2 separate regions of the Homo sapiens genome follow, and region 2 is linked to region 1. A link is a loop called in an ENCODE intact Hi-C map of the cell type or tissue named here. Cell type or tissue: ovary. All regions are shown on one strand. Each heading gives the region's core, and the rest is flanking DNA. Links, peaks and the distances in the headings are about the cores only.

Region 1 (8,332 bases), core at 177-8,176:
GGATAAATGCTGATGTCATGGAAGAACTGGGGTCAGAACTCAGAGGGGGGGCTCCACTGGAGAAATACCACGATAGAAAAAGAAAGACCCTAAAATCCAAAATGCTTTTTAAAAGGAAGCAAAAGCTGAGCACGGTGGGTCACACCTGTAATCCCAGCACTTTGGGAGGCCGAGGGGGGTGGATCACTTGAGGTCAGGAGTTCAAGACCAGCCGGGCCAACACGGTGAAACCCCATCTCTACTGAAAACACAAAATTAGCCAGGCGTGGTGGTGTGCACCTGTAACCCAGCTACTCAGGAGGCTGAGGCAGGAGAATCACTTGAACCTGGGAGGCAGAGGTTGTAGTGAGCCGAGATCGCACCACTGTACTCCAGCCTGGGCGACAGTGTGAGACTGTCTCAAAAATAAATAAATAAATTAATTAAAGCAAAACAATCAAATATATACCTTTTTATGGCACTAGAAATTCTATGAAAATAAAATATTTTAAATCCCCATCAAGGAAGCCACTCATCTGGGTGCTTTCTCTGTGTATCTTCTCTCCATCCAGGAGCAGAGGAAGCCCTTGGGGGCAGGGGCAGGGTCTGGCTGAATTATGTGAAACAAAACCTGGGTGCTTAATTTCATTCCTGAGAAAGGACGTTGGCAAAAGTTCATGGGACTGATGGGGCTGAGAAGTCAGATCCCCTGAAATAAAGCTTTTCATAGTGATCCCTCAGCCCCAGGGACCCAGAAGCAGAGGTGTGGGTTCTCAGAGAGAAAACTTCAGTTTCCCTCTTGGTTTAAAAAGAACATGTCAGGAGGGCCGGGCGTGTTGGCTCATACCTATAATCTCAGCAATTTGGGAGGCCAAGGTGCATGGATCACTTGAGGTCAGGAGTTAGGGACCAGCCTGGCCAACATGGTGAAACCCCATCTCTACTAAAAATACAAAAATTAGCCGGGCATGGTGGTGTGTGCCTGTAATCCCAGCTACTTGGAAGGCTGAGGCATGAGAATTGCTTGAATTCAGGAGGCAGGGGCTGAAGTGAGCCAAGATGGGGCCACGGCACTCCAACCTAGGTGACAAAGCAAGACTTTGTCTCCAGAAAAAAAAAAACAAAGAATATGTCAGGAGGCAAGCAGAAAGGAGGGTCACGAGTGGGGCACATAGCAGAGATTCTTTGGAGGAATCTAATTTCAGGGCAATTGGCCCCAACTTATCTCCAAAGCAGAGTTGGAACGGACTCTTTCTCACTACCACTGGTACCTGCCCAAATCTCCTAGACCAGCCTAGTACACCCTAGCCCCCAGCTGCTGTGAACATTGGCTGTTAACCTCTCACTGCTTTCCCCTCAATACAGAAGTGCCCTCAGCTGACGGAAATCACAGCCAATGATGACCTGATGCAGGCAATTAAAGGCCAGCCCTTTGCCTCAGCACGCTCCTAACCCCACAGTCATGGCCATGGCGCCACAGTCTTCCAAGCTCAAGGTGGGAGAATACAGAGGACAAGGCTGGCAGAGGAGCTGGAAATGTAGGGAAGAAATCCTGAAACAAGAGAGCTGTAGAAGGGGTGAGACCCAAATCTGAGTCTAAACTCTGCCCCAATCCTTGGATGGCCATCAAACTACAAACACGTATCAGAGACTTGAGGAAGCTTGGTGAAAAATGAGGGAGATATGAGAGAGGAGTCTACCCTGAAAGATATAAGAGGACTAGGTGATATTCGTGAGTTTTCTGCTCCTTTGAGTGCATGTATTCCCCAAATCATGCACAGCATGCATGGCAGAAAGTTGAATCCTTATTGGTTTGAGGTGTCAGAAGACAAAGTGTAGGGCTGGCTGAGCAGCTGGAAAATTAAGGGTGAACCCCCAAAGCAAGGGAACTACAGAGAGGGTGAGCTGCCAAATCTGAACATAAACTCTGCTCAAATCCTTGGCTAAATATTGAGCATACGGGTGCAAAGGGTTGGCTACAAAGACTACAGCTGGAAGTTGAAAAGCTGAGCAGAGACATCAGCCACTACACACTGTGGAGGAGGCAGACTCTACAGTTTCAGATCAAGCAAGTTAACTGCCTACTGGAACAAAACCCAACAATCTTCAGAAGAACATAACAGAATCCAAAGTTGCTACAAAATACTACCTACAATGTCCAGTTACCAACAAAAAATAACTAGACATACAAAGAAACAAGAATGTATGATCCATATTTAGGAAAAAGACAGTGAATAGAAGTGGATTCTGAATGGACCCAAAGGTTAGATTTCATAGACAAAGACTTCAAAGCTGCTATTTTAAATATGATCAGATAATTAAAGTAAAATATAGTCTTAATGAATAAACAGAGGGGAACCTCAACAAAGAAATGGAAGCTACAAAAAAGAATCAAATGGAAATTCTTCAAGCTGAAAATTAAAACAACAGAAATAAAAATTTCACTGGATAGGCTCAATAGCTTATTGGAGACAGTAGGAGAAAAAATCCATGACCTTGAAGATAGGTCAATAAAATGTATTTAATGCAAAGAACATAGAGAAAAAAGACTTCATTTTTTACCAAGAAAAAGAAATATATCCTGAGAGACCCACAAGACTGTATCAAGCAGTCCAACATGCATGTAATTGGAATCCCAGAAGGAGAGGAGAGAAGAAAAGAAAGGAAAAATACATATATTTGATGAAATAATGGCTTAAAATTTCCCAGATTTGATTAAAAACATTAACTTGAAGATTCGGGAAGCTCAGTGAACCTCAAGTCAGATAAAGCAAACAGACAAAAACCTCGACACATCGTAGACAAGCTACTAAAACCCAACGACAAACAGAGAAGCTTGAAAACTGCAAGAGAATAAAAACAATACATTATATACAGGGGAACAACAATATGTGCCTGGAGGAAAATGAAACAACATATGCAAAGTGCCGGAAGAAAATGAAAGCTGTCATCATGATTATTTCCAGTGAAACTGTTCTACAAAAATGAAAGCCAAAGAAAGACCTTTTCAGGTAAACAAAAGCTGGGAGAATTCTTTTCCAGCTGATTTTCACTGCAAGAGATGCTAAAGAAAGTATGCCGATACTTGATGTTTCAGTAACTACACTTTGTTTTTTTGTTTGTTTGTTTTGAGACAGAGTCTTGCTCTGTGGCCCAGGCTGAAGTGCAGCGGTCTAATCTTGGCTCACTGCAACCTTCACCTCCTGGGTTCAAGCGATTCTCCTGCTTCAGCCTCATGAGTAGCTGGGACTACAGGCTAATACCACCCCACCTGGCTAATGCTTGTATTTTTAGTAGCGATGGAGTTTTGCCATGTTGGCCAGGCTGGTCTTGAACTCCTGACCTCAAGTGATCCACCCGCCTCAGCTTCACAAAGTGCTGAGATTACAGGCATGAGCCACCATGCCCAGCTGTAACTACACTTTTTTTTTTTTTTTTTTGAGACAGAATCTCGCTCTGTCACCCAGGCTGGGGTGCAATGGCGCAATCTCAGCTCACTGCAACCTCTGCCTCCCAGGTTCAAGCAATTCTGCTGCCTCAGCCTCCCCGAGTAGCTGGGATTACAGGCACCTGCCACTACACCTGGCTAATTTTTGTATTTTTAGTAGAGATGGTGTTTCACCATATTGGCCAGGTTGGTCTCGAACTCCTAACCTCATGATCTGCCCACCCTGGCCTTCCAAAGTGCTGGGATTACAGGTGTGAGCCACTGCGCCTGGCCCACATTTTTAAGTAGTTACCACATTTCATGATTTCACATGGTTGGGCGGCTTCTGGGCTTTGTTTTGGGTCCCCTCCAGCCCTGCCGTCCTCCCCTAGGAACCCAGACGAACCACCTGCCGTGTGTTCTGTGCTCACCCCAGGCTCACACCATCATAGAATCTTCCGGAGGATGTGCCCTGTGCTCACTTGTTCTTTCTTTAATGAGACCACGTTTTACACACTTTCTGGAAAATGGCATTTTGTCTCTGATATCCAGTGACAACTGGGCAAGGGTTGAGACTATCCTTTATCCTACTTTGTATTCAAACCCCAGCTTCAAGCTGAGGAGTCATGCCTTTCCCTAATTCTGCAAAATTCAGGGCTAATATTTTTTCAAATACTGCTTCTCCATGGTCTTCTGGATCTCTCCTCAGACTGCGTAGCAGCCCTTCCCTCCTCTCAGAACTTTTTTCTCTTTATGCAGGGTTCTGGCTGAATTTCTCAGCACTGGCTTCCAATTCATCAGCTCTCCACCTATGTCTAGTCTAGAGTTTAGCCTGTCTATTGAGGCGCGTTTTTTATTTCAGTGACCATTTTTTATTTTCAAGATTTCTAATTGGTTCTTTTTAAGCTTTTTGTTTTCCTTCCTTCTTTCCTTCCTTCTTTCCTTCCTTCCTTCTTTCCTTCCTTCTTTCCTTCCTTCCTTCTTTCCTTCCTTCCTTCCTTTCCTTCCTTTCTTTCCTTCCTTCTTTCCTTACTTCCTTCCTTCTTTCCTTCCTTCCTTCTTTCCTTCCTTCCTTCCTTCTTTCCTTCCTTCCTTCCTTCTTTCCTTCCTTCCTTCTTTCCTTCCTTCCTTCTTTCCTTCCTTCTTTCCTTCCTTCCTTCTTTCCTTCCTTCCTTCCTTCTTTCCTTCCTTCCTGTTTGGGGAACCGTATCTTCAGTTCTAGGTTTCTTCATTTCTCTCCTTGAGCCTTCCAAGCACATTTATTTTAGTCTTTATCAGACTATTCTACAAAATTAATTTCATCTGCAGTGGATTCTAATTATTGACTGGATAACTTTGTGAACATTAGAATTCTGGGCGTGTTTTGGAACATCGGTTTGCAAGCTCTTCCGAGCTGGTATGACTTTTCTTTCTCTTCCCTGTTCTCATTGTTTCAGGATTGCTGCCCCCCTACCGCCTCACCCCTCCAGCTCCTGGTTCTTTGTCCCAGCCATCTCCTGTGGTACTGTGCTGTGTCTGCCTTGTGGAGACCCTGAGGATGTTCTGGATGGAGTTACCAAGCCCCCGACAGGCTGGTCCAGTTCCTGGCCTCCACAACGTGTGTGTCCTTTTGCCTCGGGAGACCAGCTGCTCCCTAAAGGCTGCAGCCCCCAGCAGAGTTTGGCCTGTTTTTCTGCCTGTTTCACAAGAGAGTGAGCCCCCCTGGCTCCAGCTGCCCACCTGCACGAAGCTCTGTTAATGGCTGGGACCTCCGTAGCACCTGGGCCCCCAGCCTGGTGCTGGGCCTGGGCTTCAGCTTCTCTCCAACTCCCATCTACTCCACATCTGGTCCTGGGAGATGTTTACTTTCCTTCTGAGCCCAGCAATGTCTTCTTAGTTTTCTCTTTGTCGAGGCCATGGATCATTCCTCCGGGCCATGTCGAATGTGCTGTGTTTATCTTGTCTGTGGAGACGAAGGGCCGAAGTGTGAATGCACAGCGCCACCTTAACCAGACGTTCAAATCATTCTTTTTAAAAGCTGCATAAAACTCCGCGGCATCCAGTGCTCCCCAGGCGGTGGGTGTTTTTGTTTCATGGTTTGATGGGTTTTTTTTGCCCGATGAATAACGCTGCTGTGCATCAGGGTGCATACAGCCTTAAATACCTGTATGCAGCTTTCAAAGCTGTTCTATAATGTCTCACTTTATTCTTTCCACATTTGCAGCTTTTTATCTTTGTATCTTATCTTTTTTCTGAGTTTCTTTTGGTATATTTTGTTGTTCTTTTTCCAGTTTCTTAAAATGAAGAGCTGTTACTCAAAAAAAAAAAAAAATTCTAGAACAAGGCAGGCATTGAGGTGAGCCACGTCTTCTGGCCCCCACTCTGCCGTGTGCTGTCTACTTTGTGAAGAAGTGTGCTTCTTCTTAATGCTTCCGAGAGAGTTGGTAGCTTTCATTTCATGGCAAAGATTATCAAGGAGTGTTTCTACATTTCCAAGAGGATTTCGGTCACTTTGAAAAAGAGAAGATCAATTTTACTGTGGTATGATTTTATTTATTTATCATTTACTTATTTTTAGGGTCAGGGTCTCGCTCTGTTGCCCAGGCTGGAGTGCAGTGGCATGATCACGACTCACTGCAGCCTCCGACTCCTGGGCACAAGCAATCCTCCCACCTCAGCCTCCCAAGTAGCTGGGACTACAGGCATGAGCCACCATGCCTGGCTGTGGTATGATTTACATCTGAGAAAACTAACCCATAGGTTGTAGGCAGGATAATGGCCCTCACCCAGATGTCTACATCCTAATTTCCCACTCCTTTTACATCTGTAAGATTTTGCTTTGTGTTCTAAGACCAGGTTTATTAGGTGTACACACATTTAGAACTGTTACATGGTCCAGGTGGACTGGCCCTCTTAATGCTGATGAAATGTCTGTATTTTACTCTGGTAACTCTTCTTCCCTCGCAGCCTCCTTTGGTGTCAGTAGTTAATAGTGCCACATCAGCTCTGCTCATTTAGCATCTTCGTGGCGTATGATTTCAGTCCCCTTCAGCCCTTCTGTGACTTTCTATGTGCGTGTCTCTTATAAGTAGCATACGATCGAATATAATATTTTACTCAATGTTACAATATTTGTTTTTAATTGGAGCATTTTGTCTATATATATATATTTTGAGATGGAGTCTCACTCTCACCCAGGCTGGAGTGCAGTGGTGCAATATGGGCTCACTGCAACCTCTGCCTCCTGGGTTCAAGCAATTCTCCTGTCTTAGCCTCCTGAGTATCTGGGATTACAGGTGCCCCTGCCACCACGCCTGGCTAATTTTGTATTTTTAGTAGAGACGGGGTTTTGCCATGTTGGCCAGGCTGGTCTTGAACTCCTGACCTCAGGTGATCTGCCCGCCTCAGCCTCCCAAAATGCTGGGATGACAGGTGTGAGCCACCATGCCCGGCCTCCATTTATATCTAATGAAGTGAATTCAGTTACACAGATGTGGGTCTGGACCCGCCGCCCACTGTCTCTGTGTTCTTTGCCCTCCTTCCCCTCATTTTTTGCCCTCTTTGATGTGCCGTGGAAATTCGCGGACGGCGTTGGCAGTGCGAAGCTTCGTTGGGGAGAAGGGTCGGGCAGGGATGCTGCAATCCACAACTCAGATCCGAGAAAGGCTCCCCGCCCAGCCAGGAGTGCAGGGTGAAGGCTGGCCAGCAGAACAGCCCCGTGCTGGCCTGAGATGGCTGGGCTTAGCACTTGGGGGGAGCGCCCCATAAGAGAGTGACCTTGGTCCTGCTGCCTTGCTCAGTCCCTGGCTGTGCTGAGCTGGGAAGGCAAACCCTGGGGGAGCTGGCAGCTGGGGGCTGCCCCTGACCACATGCCTCGCAGCTGCTGGGCAGAGCATCCTCTGTCTAAGGAGGTCTGATTCTACCCTGTGTCTGCCATTATCCGCCCTTGCACTGGCCGGATCCCCTTTTCCACACATGTGGGAAACCACCCTTCCAGGGCCCCTCTCTCTGTGTATTTAGAAGAGGGAAATTAATGGAAAAAATGACAGCCCCATAGCCAACTGCGTTCATCTGGGAACACAGTGGTCCCTCTTGTCCCCGCCTCTACTTTCTGTTCTAAATTGCCCTGGCGCTCAGCTGTCTCCTGTTGGCATCAGGTGCATCTGGTGGCTGGACCCAAGCCCTATGTTCCTGAAGACTGTGAGCCCCTGTGAGTCCCTGCTAACCATGCCCTTTTGGGGTCAGAGTTGCTATTCAGATCCATTTCCGGTCATAATCGGAAGAGGGGGTGCCAAGAAGCACCTGCCCACGTCGGGTGTCTGAGTCCCACATGTATTCCTCTCTGCCGCCTGCTCTCAGGTGACAGCAGCCCCCATGTCCCCCTGCTGCTCAGGGCCAGCCACCCCCACTAAGAGGGTGGCTCCTCTTACGGCTTGCTGGCTGGGCCAAAAGGAGCCTGCAGTACCCTGGTGGAAGCTACAGCTTGTAGTTCTGTCCTCTGGCAAGCAAACACCTCCTTTGGAACCAGAACCGCTAACCTTGCAGAGCCAAGACTGGGGAGATGGAAAACACAAACAGGGGTGACCAGGAGTGATGCTGAGTGGGCCGCCCTGCTCCCACCCCTCAGCTCCCAGACCTATGTGTGCTTTCTGCTGAGAACACAGTGCCATATGAAGGCCTCTGACTCAATGTCCCCATGCCATCCGGGATGACGGGGCCTGTAGTTACAGGGCATTGCTTCAGCTCTCCGTGTGGGAGGCCACTCCAACACCCAGCCAGTCCAGCAGCTTCCGAACAATGAGACGCAATGAGTAGATCCTAGGGACACAGACCCTTTCCCACATCTCCTTCACTGCAAAGTGGCTTCCCTGATCAGAAGTGATGTTGTGAGCCCTTCTACGCCGATGAACAGGACATTCCTTAAGCGCTTGGACAGTGATGCCAACT
Region 2 (8,332 bases), core at 148-8,147, 68 kb before region 1:
CCTTGATGCTACATTTTCACATGAGTTAAGGAGAGCGTCGCCCTTGCCCATCCCAGTAAGGGTAAAGCGCGTGCCTGTAAACACCTCTCTGCCTTACAATGCAGGAGCAGGCGTCTTACAAGACCTTGGGAGGGAGACTGGCTGCCAGCACTGGCGGCTCTCCCAGGAAGCCCTCAGAGCCAATCCACAGCACTGCCACCCACCTGTGTGGCCCCAGGAGTCACAGGGCATGGTGGTGTCCACTCCAAGGGCCTCACTAGACTCAGGATTCTCGAACAACCCTCGCATTACAACCAAGAGGTGTGACTGCAGCCGCCTCATCCATTCCTTTCCTCTGCCATTCACTTCCCCCTCACAGAATGAAAGCGAGTTAAGGCCTAGGCCAGGTTCCACCTCTGGGTCCCATTAGTTTTCACTCAAAGTCAAGGTCTGGTGAAGAAGTGAACACACCTTCAGTCATGTTGGATGGACTGGGGAAGTTGATGGGGACAGCTCTTCATTACTTGATGTTTCTGCCCACCAAACTTATTGCGCTCCTGGGAAAATGGCGGAGGGCAATTAGGGGCCAGGGAGGATTGATTGATGCAATGGATTTGACAGGAAATTGTTTTGCTTTGCAAAATCCTATATTATGAAACAAATGGTTTTAACTAGTTTTACTCCCTTCTGTGTTAGTCACTGGTGAGCATTATCCTAGTTGATCTAGTTCTCATATAAAAGGAGTCTGAGCCGTCTATGAAAGTGTTCAGTGTTCTGACTGCAGCACACTGCCCGCTCTTTCCTTACACGTGTGTGCTCTTCTTTTCACTACTCACTGTGCCGTCTGTGCCTGCCACTCACTCTGTCCTTTCCTTCACAGGTACTGTGACTGCTTTGCCAGTGGGGACTTTTGCAACAACTGCAATTGTAATAATTGTTGCAACAACTTGCATCATGATATTGAACGGTTTAAAGCCATTAAGGTAATAAATGTCCATTAAATGTATGCATTTTAAAAGCATTTCAAACTGTTTGAGATGTTCATAAAATCACCTTCAGAGATTCCTCATTGGAAAAAACCCACAGTTTTGAAGAATTTACATTGAATACAACTTGATTCCTGCCGGTGGGGGTATTGAACCACGACAAGCGGCTGTTGTAAAAGTGGTAGGCAGAGAAAGGCCTTTTCCCTTTTATTATGTGGGAAGGCTTCAGAGATGCAGCAGTCTAGGAAGGTTCTGATTCAAGAACATGCGAATGTCCACTTTATCTTGGAGTTTAGACATTTGGGGTCATCTTACATAGCAGATAAGCATGAGCTGGAGCAGTGTAGCCGCAAAGGTGTAGACAGTCCACTGCGTGAGAAGGCTAGGGGAAAGTGATCAGGCAGCCTACATTTTCAATTGTAAAATTTAACAATTTAAATTTCACCCCTCAGCTTCCAGAAAAAGAGAAGAATCTAGGTTTTCCCAGAGACGCAAAAGGTTACTTTGATGCCCCCGATGGCCACTCTGCTGAAGGCTAAACACAGGAGCTTGCAGCTTTTATCCCTTTCTTTAGGCACAAAAGATAATCAGGGATAAAGGAGGGACAGTTAGGCTCAAGGCTGTCAACCTACTCCAGGGAGACACTTCCGGTGCCCACTCATTCACGAAGGGAAATTGAGAGCCATTGACTGTAGACCTGAGAATGTCCTGTGCAAATAGAACACAATTATAAGGGTGTGGCTGCTCTCTGCATTGTTTTCTAAAATAATTTAATTCTCCTCTTGAATTATGGATAAATGACTTGAAATATCTAACCAATTTTGATATAGCCAGAGCCATAGGACAGAAGAAAATTGTCACGCATGTAAACTTTAGTACATTTTATTTAGGGATAAAGAATACTATCTACAGTTAAAACTGTAAAAACAAAAAGGGTTGGAATTTTCATACATTGCTGATAGGCATATAAAGGGGCACAACCACTTCGGGAAACTGTTTGACAATAGCTACCAAAACTAAACCTTTGTGTATGCTATGATCCAGCCATTTCCTTCCTACAAATATAGCCAATAGAAGCAAGCGCCAATGTCCACTGGGAGATTTGTACGGGAATGTTCACAGCAGCTTCATTCAGAGTAGCCAGGCACTGGAAACAGCCCAAATGTCCATCCGTGGTAGAATGGATGAATTGATGCATTGATGAAAAGCAGGAGCTACAGCTAAGCGCAGCAGTGCGGACGGACCTCCTAGTTGTTATCTGAGGGAGGCAGCCGACACGGGAGTACAAGCTGTGGGATTCCACTTACCTGAGGCACCAGCATAGGCAAACCTAAAGCCCTCTATGTCTGAAGAGCATTCCCCGCGGGGGTGCACCGCTGAGGAGGAGTCACAAGGCAACCTGTGGGGCCGCCTGTCCTCTAACTTGACCTTGGTAGCAGGTACACAGGTGTGCACAGGTACACAGGTGTGCACACATGCACAAGATCATCATGCCACAGCTGCAGATGTGTGCCTCCACTGCCTGTCACACTTCAGTGATCCGTGAAAATGCCTAAAGCCGCGCACCGCAGGCTGGGGCTGTCCAGCAGCACATTCTGTAGCGATGGCCCTGTGCTAGGGGCCGTGCTGCTGGACAGCACCGATTCCAAATGTCAACCCCAGGAAGCGGAACGGAGGCCACAGACTTCCACTGTGACCTCTGTATTTGAATTTTTACAAAGAGCGTTGAATTGTTTTGTATGTAAAGATATGTATGTATTTGTGTGTATAGATAGATTAAAAAGGGACAACAAATAGACCTGGATAACATATCGTGTGTATTGCTTGGGAAAGGCATGGCCCAGCGGTTGAGACCTGCTTTGAAGTCAGCACAGGGACTTTGAATCAGGATCTCGCCACTTACCAGCAGTTATTTAACCTCTCGGTGCCTGGGTTTCTCCGGGTATAAAACAATCATACGTTAGTTGCTGAGGATTAAATGAGAGGGCATGTATATATAAATCCCATGGAAAGAAGCCTGGCACATGGTGTGTTGAGTTGTGATCAGGCAGTGTGAGCTGCTAGTATGGTCCACGGTCTCAACCATCTTAGGAAAGAGGGCCCCAGAAATGCTGGATGGAAATGTGTCCACACGGAAATAATGATTTTCTTTGCATCTTTACCATCTATTATTTTTTTACAGTAAATATGTAAGACTTGGAAACTCAGAAAACAAAACATGAAGAAACCTTAGCTACAATATATCTTTTTGTGTATGGAAACAAATGGAAATCAAACAAGAAGGGGCTGCACCTTCTGAACCATGTCAAGAGACTCTGTTTATTGTGGCATCTTTTACAACAATCAGATTCAAATGAGATGCCCTTCATTGAGCTGAGTTTTAAATGATAAAATCCATCCTGATGGAGCTTCCCATTCTACCCTAGGCATGTCTTGGTAGAAATCCAGAAGCTTTCCAGCCAAAAATTGGGAAGGGCCAATTGGGCAATGTCAAGCCCCAGCACAACAAAGGGTGCAACTGCAGGAGGTCAGGCTGCCTGAAGAATTACTGCGAGTGCTATGAGGTTAGTGCCCAGCTCCCTAACTCACTAACAAAAAACACAGGTAAATATGTTGAGTAACTTTTGTGGTTAAAAAAACTTTGCTGTAATTTAAAAAGATAAATATAATTATTTTTTTCTTCCAGAGTTTCTAGAAGGACACTTACATCAATCTGAATTAATTTCCCAAATACAGCTGAGCTTTGTGAACCGGGTCAATTTGCTGAGGGCTCCTTTTGGAGCATGTTGCTTCCCCTGAGCCCAGCCCTGAGTACCCAGTGAGGGTGCCCTCTGCGTGGCTTTGTCCCTCTGTGGCCACTGATCCACGCTGGTCCTCCAACAGGGTGGAAGCTCCCGGAGGGCAGCCGCGCCTCTTCCTCCCTGAGCAAAGCCCAGGTGCTCTAGGTGGGGCCGTGGGGGACAGTTTGGCCTCAAAGTCTCAGTCAGTTCCAAGTCCCTGTGGCGCTTGTCCCCAGACATCCATTCACCTGGTGCTTTGACCAAGGGTAGCTCCTCCCTGGCTCACAGCCCCATCAGAGACCAGAATGGACAGCCAGCCTAAGCCAATGGAGAGAGGCTAACAAAGCAAGCTGCAGATCACGGCCTGGACAAAAGCTTTTTCTTTTCCCAAAGATTAATGAGGACCCACTTTCCCCTTCAGTGCTGTCGCAGTTTCACCTCTCTTTGCTATTTCTCTTTTCCTTTGTGTTGAGGGAAAGGAGGAAAGAGAAAGTGAGGGAACCCTTAGGCCCTATCAGGGGAACAGCCGAGCAAACCTTCCTTACAAACCTCTGTTTTGGTTTGCTTGAGGTCTTTTGGGGGTTCCTGTGAATTATACTTTTCAAAGGCTGTCTGTCACAGAGGGTTGGGCTTGAGAACAGTCCACCTGATTCTGGAGACATGCACTGAAAGACCTGGGAAGGTGGACCCCACACTCCCCAGCTCGGATGTGGAAAACACAGTCAAAACACGACAGAGATGCACAGTTGAAATGGGACTGACATCACCCCCGAGGAACCACTTCCAATCGCACCCACAGCAGCTCCTCTGTCCTGCAAAACACCTTCACTGGCTGCCATGGAACTGTGGCTCAGCCCACTTCCCCAAGGCAGAGCCTATGCTGGGCACAGCCCACAGAATGTGCAGGCTCAGAGGAAAGGGATAGCACTGCCCTTTAGTCTCTGGCATTCGTGTAGACTAGAAACTCTATAAAGCCTCCTGCTTCAAAACACCCAGAGGTGCAGATGAAACAGAACGCATCCCCCTGAAGATGCATCTCTCAGCTGGAAAGAACAGAGGGAAATCCCCGGGGGGCTGAAGGAAAGAGAAAGCCAAAAACCATAGTGATTGGCAGTGCCAGCTCTTGGTCAGCCCCTGGGGCCCACATGAGCAAGAATTTGGCATGAGGGGGCAAGAGGGGGCTTGCTGGGTACAGATGGGACATGCCGGCCCCCTCAGCATCACATTGCCAGGAAAAGCTTGAAACAAAATCCACCCACAAGGCAGCAGGAGAGGTCTCCCCTGACAGCTCCCAGCCACAGGCCTGCTCTCAGGCAGATTTCGAATTCTACTCTCTTGTACATTCTCTGCACCCATAGAACCAGCATAATAGCCTCACATGCTGAAAGAGAACCATAAGCTAGAGTTTTATAATCAGCTAAGGCAGGCTTTCTTCAAAACAAGTCAAAGAAGCAGCCTGCTGGCTCCCGGGTAGAGAAGGGAGAGCAACACCCTCTCTCTGCTTGGGACTCACACCCATACACTCGGCCTCCACTCTGTCAGCAGCAGGACTATGGCATCTCCACAACAGCAGCACTTGATGAAAACTGCAGGTCACACACACACACACACTCTCAAACGCACACATTCAAACACACACAGTCACACACACATTCACATTCACTCACACATATACACACACATACCCAAACCCCACATACACTCATGCACACACACGCACACTCGACACACACACACCCCACACACACTCATATACACGCTCAACACACACACACTCTTACACATTCACACTCAACACACACACACCCCACACACACTCATACACACACTCACGTTCAACACACGCTCTCACCCACACATTCACACTCAACACACACAGACACACACACACTCTCTGTCATGGGCAAATATACGCGAAGAATTATTTAAGGTCCAAATAGAATTTGTCAGTTTTTGATGACTTGTGAGACAACCTAATTTTATTGAAGCATTTTATATTACCAGGCCCAAATTATGTGTTCTTCTATTTGCAAATGCATTGGTTGCAAAAATTATGAAGAAAGCCCAGAACGAAAGACACTAATGAGCATGCCAAACTACATGCAGACTGGAGGTTTGGAAGGCAGCCATTACCTGCCACCAACGAAATTTTCAGGACTTCCAAGATTCAGTCACGATAGGTAGGTACTTTGAACTAACCTCTGCTAATAGAGGGAACAGAGGTTAATTTGAGAGGAGAATTAACGACAATTTATACACTGGAAAGAATGTGTGAGCCTGCAGGGGCGGGCGTGTGTTTGGGGGCAGAGGGAAGTCGTTCCTCCCTCCATGGGCTAATCCTGGGTGGCCACTGTGTTTCCTTAGAGGCCCCGCTGCAGAAACCTGTTTTGTCCTCTTTGTCTTCTCATCCTCACTGTCTGAGTTACTCCCGTTTTGTACCAGACAAAAGAGCCCTGCTGCCAGGATCACCAGCAGGGCTAGCAGAGTTCTGACACTGCCTTTGCGTTAATATAGAGCCACAACGACCCAGCGCAGCAAAGACAGTGCGTACCTCCCTATCCTTTATCGTGGGAAGTGGCAGCAAAGAGCTGTACTTGGTCCAGATTGTTTTCCTTACTAAGCAGTTGTGGATCCGGATTAGTTGGATAATTTTGCATTTATCAGTTTTGAAGCCACATTGTAATCCTAGTAGTTCTCAAAGTTGAGTCATAGTTTTACTATCTATTAGATTCCATTCATTTGTTTAAAAAAAACTTCGAGTTCAATGTAATGGTCATATCATGATAAACTACCAGATGTCATTAATTAATATTTTGCAAAGCCAAATTCATGCTTATTTGGTTAGAGAGATATCAGAAATACTCATGATTGTGACCTACAGGGGTCTTTTTTTTGAGACCAGGGCTTTCACTCAGTTGCTCAGGCTGGAGTGCAGTGGTGCGATCACAGCTCACGCAGCCTCAACCTCCCCAGGTTCAGGTGATCCTCCCACCTCAGCCTCCTGAGTAGCTGGGACTACAGGCACGCACCACCACATCCGGCTGATTTTTCTACTTTTTGTAGAGATGGGGTCTCGCCATATTGGTCTCGAACTCCTGAACTGTGATTCATCCACCTCTGAGTCCCAAACTGCTGAGATTACAGGCGTAAGCCACCGCACCCAGCTGACCCACAGAGGTCTTTATCAGTAAAAATTTACCAAAACCTGGCTGCATTGTCTGTGAAGTGATGTGTGAAAATGTCATCGCCTGCAGCAGGATGTGTGTTCTGTGGAGTCCGGTGGGGGCCTGTACATTGGAGCCTCGTCTTGCAGTGTTAGCAGCCCTTCTTTTCCCAAGGGCAGCCCTATCTTTTCTTCTTCAACCAAAGTCATCGTGTATTGTCTTTATAGAGAGACTTTAATCCAACATTTTGCTTTATTTTTATAATCCAACACTTTTTAATGTTTTATAAAGCTTTCCTGAAAATTTTTCGACTTAGCGCCACCTGGGTTGCTATCTAGCTAAGCCACAGTTGCCCCCTGAGCTCAGTGGGGAGAATAGCTGGCGCTATGTGATGCGGTTCAACTTGTCTTCCAGAACCTCTTTCACAGCTCCAAGCGGCATTGATGGGGAAGGCTGTCCTGACAGCAGGACCCCAAGGTTTGACAGGCGAGTCCTCAGAACCTTGGCCTTCTCTGGCTGCACGTGGGCCTGCGGGGAGGACAGGCAGACACCCAGCGTGGACAGGACTCAGAGCAAAGCTGCTCGGCTTGTCCCCGTGCCCTGCCTCAGCCAAGAGTCCTGCTTCTGCAATTTCCTGCCTGGCCCACGTGCTTGACACTGTAGCCCGGGATCCTCTGGGTTCGTCAGTGAATCTAATTTTGAGGAAATTTCAAACCCGCCATGAGAGGCATGTCAAAAACGGACAGATTTACTTGTCCTCTGTGTTATTCTTCTAAAACCAGTTAATCCTTTCTTTCTTTTCTTTTCTTTCTTTTTTTTTTTTTTTAAGACAGGGTCTCCGCCGGGTGTGGTGGCTCACGCCTGTAATCCTAACACTTTGAGAGGCCGAGGAGGGCAGATCATGAGGTCAGGAGATCGAGACCATCCTGGCCAACATGGCAAAACCCTGTCTCTACTAAAAATACAAAAATTAGCCAGGTGTGGTGGTGCATGCCTGTGATCCCAGCTACTCAGGAGGCTGAGGCAGGAGAATCACTTGAACCAGGGAGTTGGAGGTTGCAGTGAGCCGAGATCGTGCCATTGCACTCCAGCCTGGCAACAGAGCAGGACTCAGTATCAAAAAAAAAAAAAGGGTCTCACTTTGTTGCCCAGGCTGGTCTCAAACTCCTGGCTTCAGACCATCCTCCTGCCTTGGCCTCCCAAGGTGCTGGGATTACAGACCACTGTGCCCAGCCTAATAGTTTCCAGTATGAGGAAGACAACGTTAGATTTTAGTGGATGATGTTCTTTAAAATAGCATGGACAAGCAATGTTCTGTTGAATATAAATAGTACTGTAGGTAGAAATGGTGCACTGTTGAGCGGCCTTTAACTGCTCTGTTTCTGACAGGCGGCCTTCCTCATGCATCTCCTGGGAGGTGGTG

Evidence for each region. Hi-C counts contacts between places; a loop is a spot of excess contacts. Peaks named below come from ENCODE experiments on the same cell type or tissue, not always from the same donor. Only the 100,000 strongest peaks of a DNase experiment are listed, where the experiment ranks them.
Region 2: a loop joins it to region 1, with 2.7 times the contacts of the local background. A loop is called at or near these places in 3 of 110 quality-filtered maps.

Annotation. Positions count from the first base shown.
Region 1 is chr11:68,640,818-68,649,149 of GRCh38, reverse strand. No RefSeq gene overlaps it. Among named protein-coding and RNA genes, the nearest start is that of GAL, 40 kb to the left of the region's middle. In ovary, for the core only: no CTCF peak of the experiment used is centred there; no DNase peak of the experiment used is centred there.
Region 2 is chr11:68,708,467-68,716,798 of GRCh38, reverse strand. TESMIN (testis expressed metallothionein like protein) reads left to right here. Exons shown (of 10, transcript NM_004923.3): 7 at 860-962; 8 at 3,392-3,529; 9 at 5,750-5,925; 10 at 8,299-8,332. Among named protein-coding and RNA genes, the nearest start is that of GAL, 28 kb to the right of the region's middle. RefSeq lists an enhancer at 4,009-4,509. In ovary, for the core only: no CTCF peak of the experiment used is centred there; a DNase peak (open chromatin) is centred at 3,895.